2 separate regions of the Homo sapiens genome follow, and region 2 is linked to region 1. A link is an interaction called in ENCODE POLR2A ChIA-PET data of the cell type or tissue named here. Cell type or tissue: Panc1. All regions are shown on one strand. Each heading gives the region's core, and the rest is flanking DNA. Links, peaks and the distances in the headings are about the cores only.

The links. Peaks named below come from ENCODE experiments on the same cell type or tissue, not always from the same donor. Only the 100,000 strongest peaks of a DNase experiment are listed, where the experiment ranks them.
Region 2: POLR2A ChIA-PET joins it to region 1 with 5 read pairs; 6 of 35 experiments call an interaction of 5 or more read pairs at or near these places.

The regions. Positions count from the first base shown.
Region 1 is chr17:72,325,136-72,329,529 of GRCh38, reverse strand. No RefSeq gene overlaps it. Among named protein-coding and RNA genes, the nearest start is that of LINC02003, 15 kb to the left of the region's middle. In Panc1, for the core only: no CTCF peak of the experiment used is centred there; no DNase peak of the experiment used is centred there.
Region 2 is chr17:72,475,067-72,479,460 of GRCh38, reverse strand. All of the region lies in intron 1 of LINC00673 (long intergenic non-protein coding RNA 673), which reads left to right. Among named protein-coding and RNA genes, the nearest start is that of LINC00673, 120 kb to the left of the region's middle. RefSeq lists an enhancer at 2,207-3,120. In Panc1, for the core only: no CTCF peak of the experiment used is centred there; no DNase peak of the experiment used is centred there; H3K4me3 peaks cover 2,661 bases; H3K27ac peaks cover 3,952 bases.

The sequences.
Region 1 (4,394 bases), core at 243-4,242:
TGAACCCCCAAACAAAGGGCCTCGATCCCTGCATGGCCCATGTTCTGCAGGAAGGGCTGGGCATTCAGATGTTCCTCATAGATAAAAAACGAATCTCTGCATTGGCTCCTCCCAGATTCCTTAGCTTGGAACTCTGAAAACACAGTCAGGTGCATCGGCCATACAGCCTTGTTCTCGGTATGCTTAAGTTATTGCTATCATGTGCATTTACCACACTGTTGGTAGAGAAGGGATATCTCAAACTAGCCACCAACTGTTCCAAGTCTCTGCAGCCCCTTTCAGTCATCACTGGGGTGTTTGGCTTTCTTCACCTCCTATTATGTCAGATGGGATAAGGGCTGCAGTGGGTGGTAGCAAAGGAAGGACTTGGAGGGGACACTGATGAGCAAGAAGAGGGAAGACCCATGCAAAGAGGCGAATACTGATCAGCCTGGGAGTTTTGGCCTGTTTGGTTTCTGACCGGGGCCGGTTCACCCCTCCTGAGGCAACCTGGTGGCCTCGTGCTCTCAGGAGGTCACTATATTGATCATGTTGATGGTGAATTTAGTGCAGATGTCTGGTCGGCCCAGAACTCCTGGACCCAAAGATCCTCTTATCTTAGGCACACGGGAATGAAATAATGTCTTTTGCAGCAACTTGGATAGAGTCGGAGGCCATTATTCTATGTGAAGTAACTCAGGAATGGAAAACCAAATATTGTACGTTCTCATTTATAAGTGGGACCTAAGCTATGAGGATGCAAAGGCATGAGTGATATCATGGACTTTGGGGACTTGGGTGGGGATAAGGTTGGGAGGGGATTAGGGATAAAATACTGCATGTTGGGTACACTGCTTGGATGAGGGGTGCACTAAAATCTCAGAAATCACCACTAAAGGACTTATCCGTGTAACCAAAAGCCACCTATATCCCCAAAACTATTGAAATAATAAAAACAAAAAGAAAGAAAGAAAAAAACCAAAGAGGCGAATAAAAGCCTGTGAGAAGTGCCCTGGCTGACTGCTTCTCAATACATTTCAGAAGGATTGACTCACTAGGAATATGGAGACAAGAACCTTACTTCACCCCACCCTTCTAGAAGTTTCCCCAACTATACTTGTTTGAGACTATACATAATTTGGGCCAGGAGAGATTCAAATCATCTAGACTAGGTGTTGGCAAACTAAGGCCATGGGCTAAAACTGACTTGCTGCATATATATATAAAATTATATATATAAATATATATAACTATATATATAATTATATATATAGTTATATCTATATAATTATATATATAATTATATATATATAATTCTATTAGAACACAGCCATGCCCATTTGTTTCCATATTATCTATGGCTGGTTTTGCCATACAACAATAGAGCTGAGAAGTTGCAACAAAGACTGTATGATCTGCAAAGCCTAAAATATCTGCTATCTGGCCCTTTCCAGGTAAATTGTAACCACTGAAAGTCCGCTGTTTCGATTCTGGGCAAGATGCTATGGCAGAACAGGGACCATGATGAACTACTTAGAAAAATACATAAGGCCATGTGAGCTCTTAAACAAGTTTTTTGGTTATATAATTGTAAAGTAGAAAATAAAGAGCCACCCCTAATTCTATCACCCTCTAGTAAGAACTGTCAATATTTTGCTGTGTTTGCATGTAGCTGTTTCTATGCACATATAAAAATATAAGTATATATAATTACATAATTAAAATCCTACTGTGTTTAGTTTTGTATCTTCTATATGTTTGTGTTTTACAGTTTTTGGTGACCATTTTAAATGTCCTTGAAAATTCCTTGTTAACAGGACTTTTAATAACTTTTTAATATATGTCACGACACCGTAATATATGTCACGACACCATTTGACTTCTAGGTAGTTTTTGGTTATTCCTAATTCAAAATATTGTTTGCTATATCAAACAGCATGAACAGAAATTTTTGTCTGATTCTTTGATTATTTCCTTGAGATAGATTCCCAGAAGTGGAATTACTGGGTGAAAGGGTAAGGACAATTTTCAGGGTCTTGATAACATATTGCCAAATTGCTTTCCAGAAAGATTGTACCAATTTATGTTCCCACCAGCAATGTACGAAATTGCCACCTTACCCTACTCTCACCAGCACTGTGCACTATCATTTTAAAAAGTTACCAAATTGATAGGCAAAAATTGCATTTTGTTGTTTTGATTTGAATTTCTTTGATTACTGGTGAGGTTAAACATTTTTTTCATATGTTAAACACTTCTTCGTATGTTTATGGCCAAAGGGAATCTTAATAATGGTCTTCAAGTGTGCAAAGGGGTTATTTAGTAGATTGGGACCAGCTGTTCTCAAAAAGAAACTGGAAACATTTAAACTTCAGCAAGAAAGCAATAGGCCAAAGGTCCCTCAGTGAAAGATGGTCCTAAGAGTGGTCAAACCCTACTGAAACTTATGATGCAGCTCAGCATCTCTTTACTCAAGGTGCAAGGAGAACCAAGAAAAATAGTTGTAAATTGTTGGGTGCTTGTAAGTGCTAGAGATACTGCTCACGTTTACATACGTTTGCATTTAAATGCTCACAAAAGCCCTATGAGAAACATGGGGCTTAGAACTAATTTATTATTAATTATCCAAAGTAGGATTGAAATCTTCACCCTAAAATCCTGGATTCATAACCATTTTGCTATACTGCCTCTGAGAGAACAGAAAATGAACTTTTTTGGCTCAAAGGTTTTGTAAATTCTTCATAAAATGAAGGAAATGTGAATTCATCTCCTAACTCCTCAGCATGACATCTTCTCTCCAGCACAAATCACAGCCTAGTTGTTTGCTGCATAAACCTTTTGTTGGCTGCCCTTTCCTTAGGATGAGAGCAAAACCTTCAACTTGACCTGTACCATCAGCCTGGGCTTTGCTGATTCCTGCTCTCACCTCTAGTTTGCTTCTCTTCAGCCCACCTACTGGACTAGATCCCTACCTATCTCAGGACATCTTGCAAAAGTTGTTACCTTTGCAGAAACTGTCTCCTTACCACCAGCTTCTAACCACCACATGTGTGCATGCATGCATACACACACAACAACATACATAGTTCTTTTGATATGTCTTGTATTTTTCCTTCAAAGAAATAATGTGTGATTATTTGATGAATGCCTGTCTCTCCCACTGGGACCATCAGCTTAGAAAAGAAATGATGTGGATGTGCTCACCAAGTTATTTGCAGAGCTTAGCAGAGTGGGATAGAAGAGGTATGGAACAAATATTTATTGACTGAATAGATGAATGAGTGAGTGAATTAATATAAGCTCCCTGCTGCTATACCTGGGCTGTGCATGTTCTCAGTATTACATCCAACCTGGTCCTGGTTTTTCCCTCTGCCTATCCTATCCCTCTATTTACCCCTAACCAAACAGATTTCCTAACCTCTTCAGCCCATCCGATTGTCAGCTCATTTGGAAGTTCATGGAGGGTAGGAACTGCCTCTCATTTATTCAGTGGCTGTCTCAGCATCTAGCAAGGGGCCATAGACTTAATCAGTGCCCAGCATTATCATTGAGTGAATTCATTTGGACAACTGGTGGCTATCAACCTGCCTCCTTCTTTTCACAGACCCATGCAGGAGACCTCTCCAGGTACACATATTTCCTGCTACTGAATGGCTTAGACTGGGATTTGCAAGGAACTACGAAGTCCAAGACCTTTGCCTTTCTTTTAGAAGAAGGCACCAGCTGGTTCTCCAATGTTGAAGGTCTTCTCCAGAGATGTGAGTTCATTGTAGGACCCATCCCAGCATTTAGACATAGCTCTGACCCTTTGTTCAGGGCAAGATAATCAGATGGTCAGTGCAGAGGATGCCCCATGATACCAATTCTGGCAGTGGCTGGGCAGGGTTTGCTCTTGTGATCAGACACAAGGTGAACCTGGGCAGGGATTTTTGGGTGTTTTTATTTAAGGATATCCCAAACCCTTTGAGCAGTGTCTGGCACATAGCAGGTACTCAAAATTGGATGGATGGATCTATATATTCCTGGGCCACAGGGGCATGCAGAAGGAGTGAAAAAACAAGAAGGAAGACAAGGAAGACATTGTTTTGGCTGCTGACATTTCCTGAAAGATCTGAGGCGTCCCCTTCACTTCGGGCATGGGACCCAGACGGCTGAGTGATGGGTGGGCAGCCCTTTTTCTCCAGCTCTGCTTGCCTCATTCCCAGCCCTCTATCCTGAGCTCCAGGGAAGGCCCTCATGCGATTTAGCATCAGAGCTCTAATTAGATGACTTTCTTACCCTGGGCACATGTCTGGACCTTCTGGGCCACTGGTGGAGGAATAGAGGAAGAAACCCCAGCCCCTCTGGTGTGTGGTAGTCTGGGCCCCTTCAACATGGCCGCTTCCATATCCCAACCGCAAGCGCACCTGATCACC
Region 2 (4,394 bases), core at 119-4,118, 150 kb before region 1:
CAGGACCTCAGCTCAAGAGGAGGTGTTACTGCCTTGTGCAATTGTCTCTTCGGGGAATGTCCTCAGTGGGGTGGGCAGGTGCACCTGATGTGGCTGTGGCATTGAACCTGCCTCCAGAGGGCGGTCACTCTGCTCTAGGACTTTATTGCTTAGTCTTTTCTCACTCAAAGTCTTTTGCCAGAAGAAGGCAGGGAGGAGCAAGTCAGTATGCCCAGAGCCTGCCCAAGTTGGGGATGATGTTTGCTCAATTCTGTGCAACCCCAGCTGTTGCTCCAGGTGCTAAGTTAGACACTTGGTAATTAGCGGGACTAATTGATTTAATCATGTTTGTGCTGTTTTTCTTCTCCCTGTTGTTCTTCTTGTCCTGATCCTTCAGGTTTTCCTGGATTCACTCCCAGGTGCGTTGGAAGGTAGTGTTGAAGGAGGATGGATACTCCTGATGCCAGAGATTAGAGCAAGCTCTGGCTTGGTGGTGGTGGGGGTTGGAGGATACTGGTCTCCTCCATATTGTAGATTGGAGTTTCTCAGCCTCGGCACTATGGGCATTTTGAGCTAGACAATTCTCTTTGGTGGGGGGGATGTGTAGCAGCACCCCTGGTCTCTATTCAGTGGATGCCAGTAGCGTACACCTTCCCCATTGTGACAACTAAAAATGTCTCCAGATGCTGCCAAACGCCCGTTGGAGAGGGGGTCAATATTTCTCCATTGAGAACCCCTCTTCTAGATCATACCGACCACTGATATTTAACTTGGACATTTTGGATGAAAATACTCTTCAAAGTCCATGCAGTGGGCTGGGATGATGAATGTCCTCCTTTTTCTTTTTCTTTCTTTCTTTTTTTTTTTTTTTTTTTTGAGACAGTGTCGTTCTGTCACCCAGGCTGGAATGCAGTGACATGATCTCAACTCACTGCAAAGTCCGCCTCCTGGGCTCAAGCCATCCTCCCATCTCAGCCTCCTGAGTAGCTGGGACTATGGGGACATGCCACCACATCTGGCTAATTTTTGTATTTCTGGTAGAGAGGGGGGTTTCACTATGTGTCCCAGGCTGTTCTCGAACTCCTGAGCTCAAGCACTCTGCCTGCCTCGGCCTCCTGAAGTGTTGGGATTACAGGCGTGAGCCACTGTGCCTGCCCATGAAAGCGCTGCTGCTGCTGCTTTTTTTCTTTTCTTCTTTCTTTTTATTTTTTTTGACAGAGTCTCACTCTGTCGCCCAGTCTGGAGTGCAGTGGCACGATCTTGGCTCACTGCAACCTCCGCCTCCCGGGTTCAAGCAATTCTCCTGCCTCAGCCTCCCGAGTAGCTGGGATTACAGGCACCCGCCACCACGCCCAGATAATTTTGTATTTTTAGTAGAGACAGGGTTTCACTATGTCGGTCAGGCTGGTGTCAAACTACTGACCTCAGGTGATCTATCTGCCTCAGCCTCCCAAAGTCCTGGGAGAATGCCCTTCTTAACCACTTCCCATTGCCTTCTTTTGGGCCTGCCATAAACCAAAGCTGAAGGCCAGTGAAGGTGCTGGGTCGGTGGCCAGGACCTGACACCCCATCTCCTCAAACACAGGGTCTTCTCTCAAAACCATACAATCCTTGTGTCAGAAGGGGGAAAAAAAAAAAAAAAGCTGTGATCTATAGAAGGACAACAGGTGGCAGGGTTAGCGTCACCCGGAAGATAAGCAGAACCAGAAAAGCCACTTCTCTGTGGAAGGTGAAATGAAAACTAACCTTCCCCGGCTGCTCAGTTGGAATCAGTCCAATATGGCAGCCGAGGCCTGGGAGAAGGCTTCGCTGTTTCTCTGTCAGTGGGAGCCCTGGGGCTGGCTCTCTCAGCCTTGCTTCTTAAGGGGCCTTGTCAGGTTCTTCGGAGCCTTGGCCTCCTATCCAAAAGTCTTATTTTCATTTGGGGGTCTCCTATAGATGTCAACGTAGTGCTTTGTGTGCAGAAAAAATTCTGCACGCAAATTGTCTTTGGCAAATGAATGAAGATTGATATACTCATGGAAAGGATCCAGACAATCTGAGGAGGGTCTGCAATCCAGGGCAGGAGGGAGGGTGGAAGAGAGAGACCAGCTACCCAGAATCATCCACCTACAGTAGTGCTGTCCAAGAGAAATAAAACGCAAGCCACGCAGGTGATTTCAGACATTCTGGTAGCCACACCGAAAGGAGGACAAAGGAAACAGATGAAGTCAATTTCAGTTATATATTTGATCTCTACCCCAGTATATCCCCAATCTTACTGCAACATGCAATCGATATAAAACAAAGTATTAGGGAGATGATATGCATTATCGAGAAAATATACGTTATGTAGAAAATCAGGCATGTATTTCACACTCAACAGCACATCTCAGTTTTAGACTTGCCATGTTTCTAAGGCTCATTGCCCAGAGGCTTCTGTCCTGGACCGTGCTGGTCTAGAGAGGAAGTTTAAATGATTAAATTTTGGAGATGAACTCCTCATGGTAGAATAGGAATGAAAAATGAAGTTAAGGACTTGTGTGGAAAAGATTTCATCTGCAAATGCCCGTGACTGCCCTGACAAGTGCCTGCCAAGGTAGCGCCTCCGTCCCCCCACACGAGGTCTGTTCGCAGGAATCCATTGGCTGCCGCTCTCCCCTCCCCCTGACCCCTTTGTAGTTCCCTCTATTCGCTTTTGTTTCAAACGAATGAGCACACAAAAAAGGGCTCTGCATTCCACCGGGCAATCTTATTCAAACACGGCATGGTTGTGTTTTTCTCAATTAATCAGCCCGCCCCCGCCCCCCACCTCACTCCTCTCCTCTCCTCTCTGGTTTTCTCTGCATCTTAATCAGGGTCCCAGCTGGACTCCAACTTCAGGATAGTTTCAGAGGCTGCACAGACACCTGCCCAGGTAAATTAAAAGCAGCCCAGGCCTTTTCAGGTTTCTCTTTCCTCTTAGACTGACAAACACTAGGAGGCTTTTCCTTAGGAGGGACAAACGGACACCTTGGGAGAGGAGGAGTTAACCACGGTGAATAAAGAAGGACTAGAAAAGAAAACAGCAGTGAGACAAGCCATCTCCATTCAAAGGCAAGGACTTTGGAAGTGGCCCTTGGTTTCTCTGAAACGTTTGAGTCCGGCTTTGCCTTCGACGTCTCCTTCCCCTGCCCCTGCCAAGGATTGAGAGCTCTGGAAACCTGACTTTGCCTTGGCCTTTGCTTCCGAGGTAGAAGGGCCATTTTGTTCCCTCTGCTGCCTCACCTCGAGGTCTCCAGAATGCTCTGTGATCAGAGTCTTGCAGGCAAACCTGGCCGGGCAGCTGCCCAGGTGGTTATCTGATGGGGCTTCAGAAATGGGTCCTCCCGCTCTCAGCTCTGTACCAACTTCTGCCATTAGATCAGTGGTCTCAACCAGGGGCAATTTTGCCCTGCAGAGGACGTTTGGCAATGTCTGGAAACATTTTTAGTTGTGACAGCTTTGTGGGGAGAGGGGTGCTCTGGGAATCTAGTGGGTAGAGGCCAAGGACGCTGCCAACCATCCTACAGGGCCAGCCCCCTCAACAAAGAATGGTCCACTCTAGAGTGTCAGTTGTACCAAGATGGGGAAACCCTGCATCAGAGCATTTTTCCTTTGAATTTGCAACATTTTTTTTTTTTTTCTCAAAAAGAACCTTCTCTTAGCCTGCAGAGGTCCCTGGGAGGAGTTGTATACACTTAGGCAGATAGATGGTTAAATGACTGCCTTGATTATCAGCTAACACCTTCCAGGGCCTTGTGGGCAGACCTGGATCCAGGCTGGGTACCTGAGGGAGGGTTGAGCAACCCAGGAGGGAGAGAACGGGAGCTGAGAGCTCCCAAACTAAATGTCTGAACTCGAGTCTTTTAAGGGAGGGGGTGCGCTTCCCCCGTAAGGGTCTCATTTCATTCTCTCCAAGGCCTTCCCCTCTATGTGAGCAAAGCTCGGGTTAGGGTCCAGTTTAGGACCTAGTACTTATATCTCTAAGGCTAGTATAATGAACCAGCCTTTCCCGATGTTGCAAGGTAAGTTGCCTTGCAACTTCAAGAGGCAAAAGTGAAAACTTGGAATTTCCCATTGTTTTTAGTAGGGTCAGAGGCAGTCAGCACATTTTCATGGAAGTTCCCATGGAGAAATAGGAAAAAAAAAAAAAAAGAGAGAGAGAGAGAGAGAGAGAGAGAGAGACCAGCCTACTGGTCTACCAGGTCTGAGATGTGGGTTGGCCTTGAAGTTTACTCAGGGTGGGTGGAGCCCTTTTGCCAGGTCACCTGGTCTCAATTCTATCTTCATACAGGCTCTCCCCGGTACTGTGAGATTCTCACAGCTCACACCAGGCTATACTCTTCAGAAATCCTCATTTCACTTCCAGCAAACTCAGTCAAATGGCCACAGGTGTCTGTCTGGCAGTGGGGGTG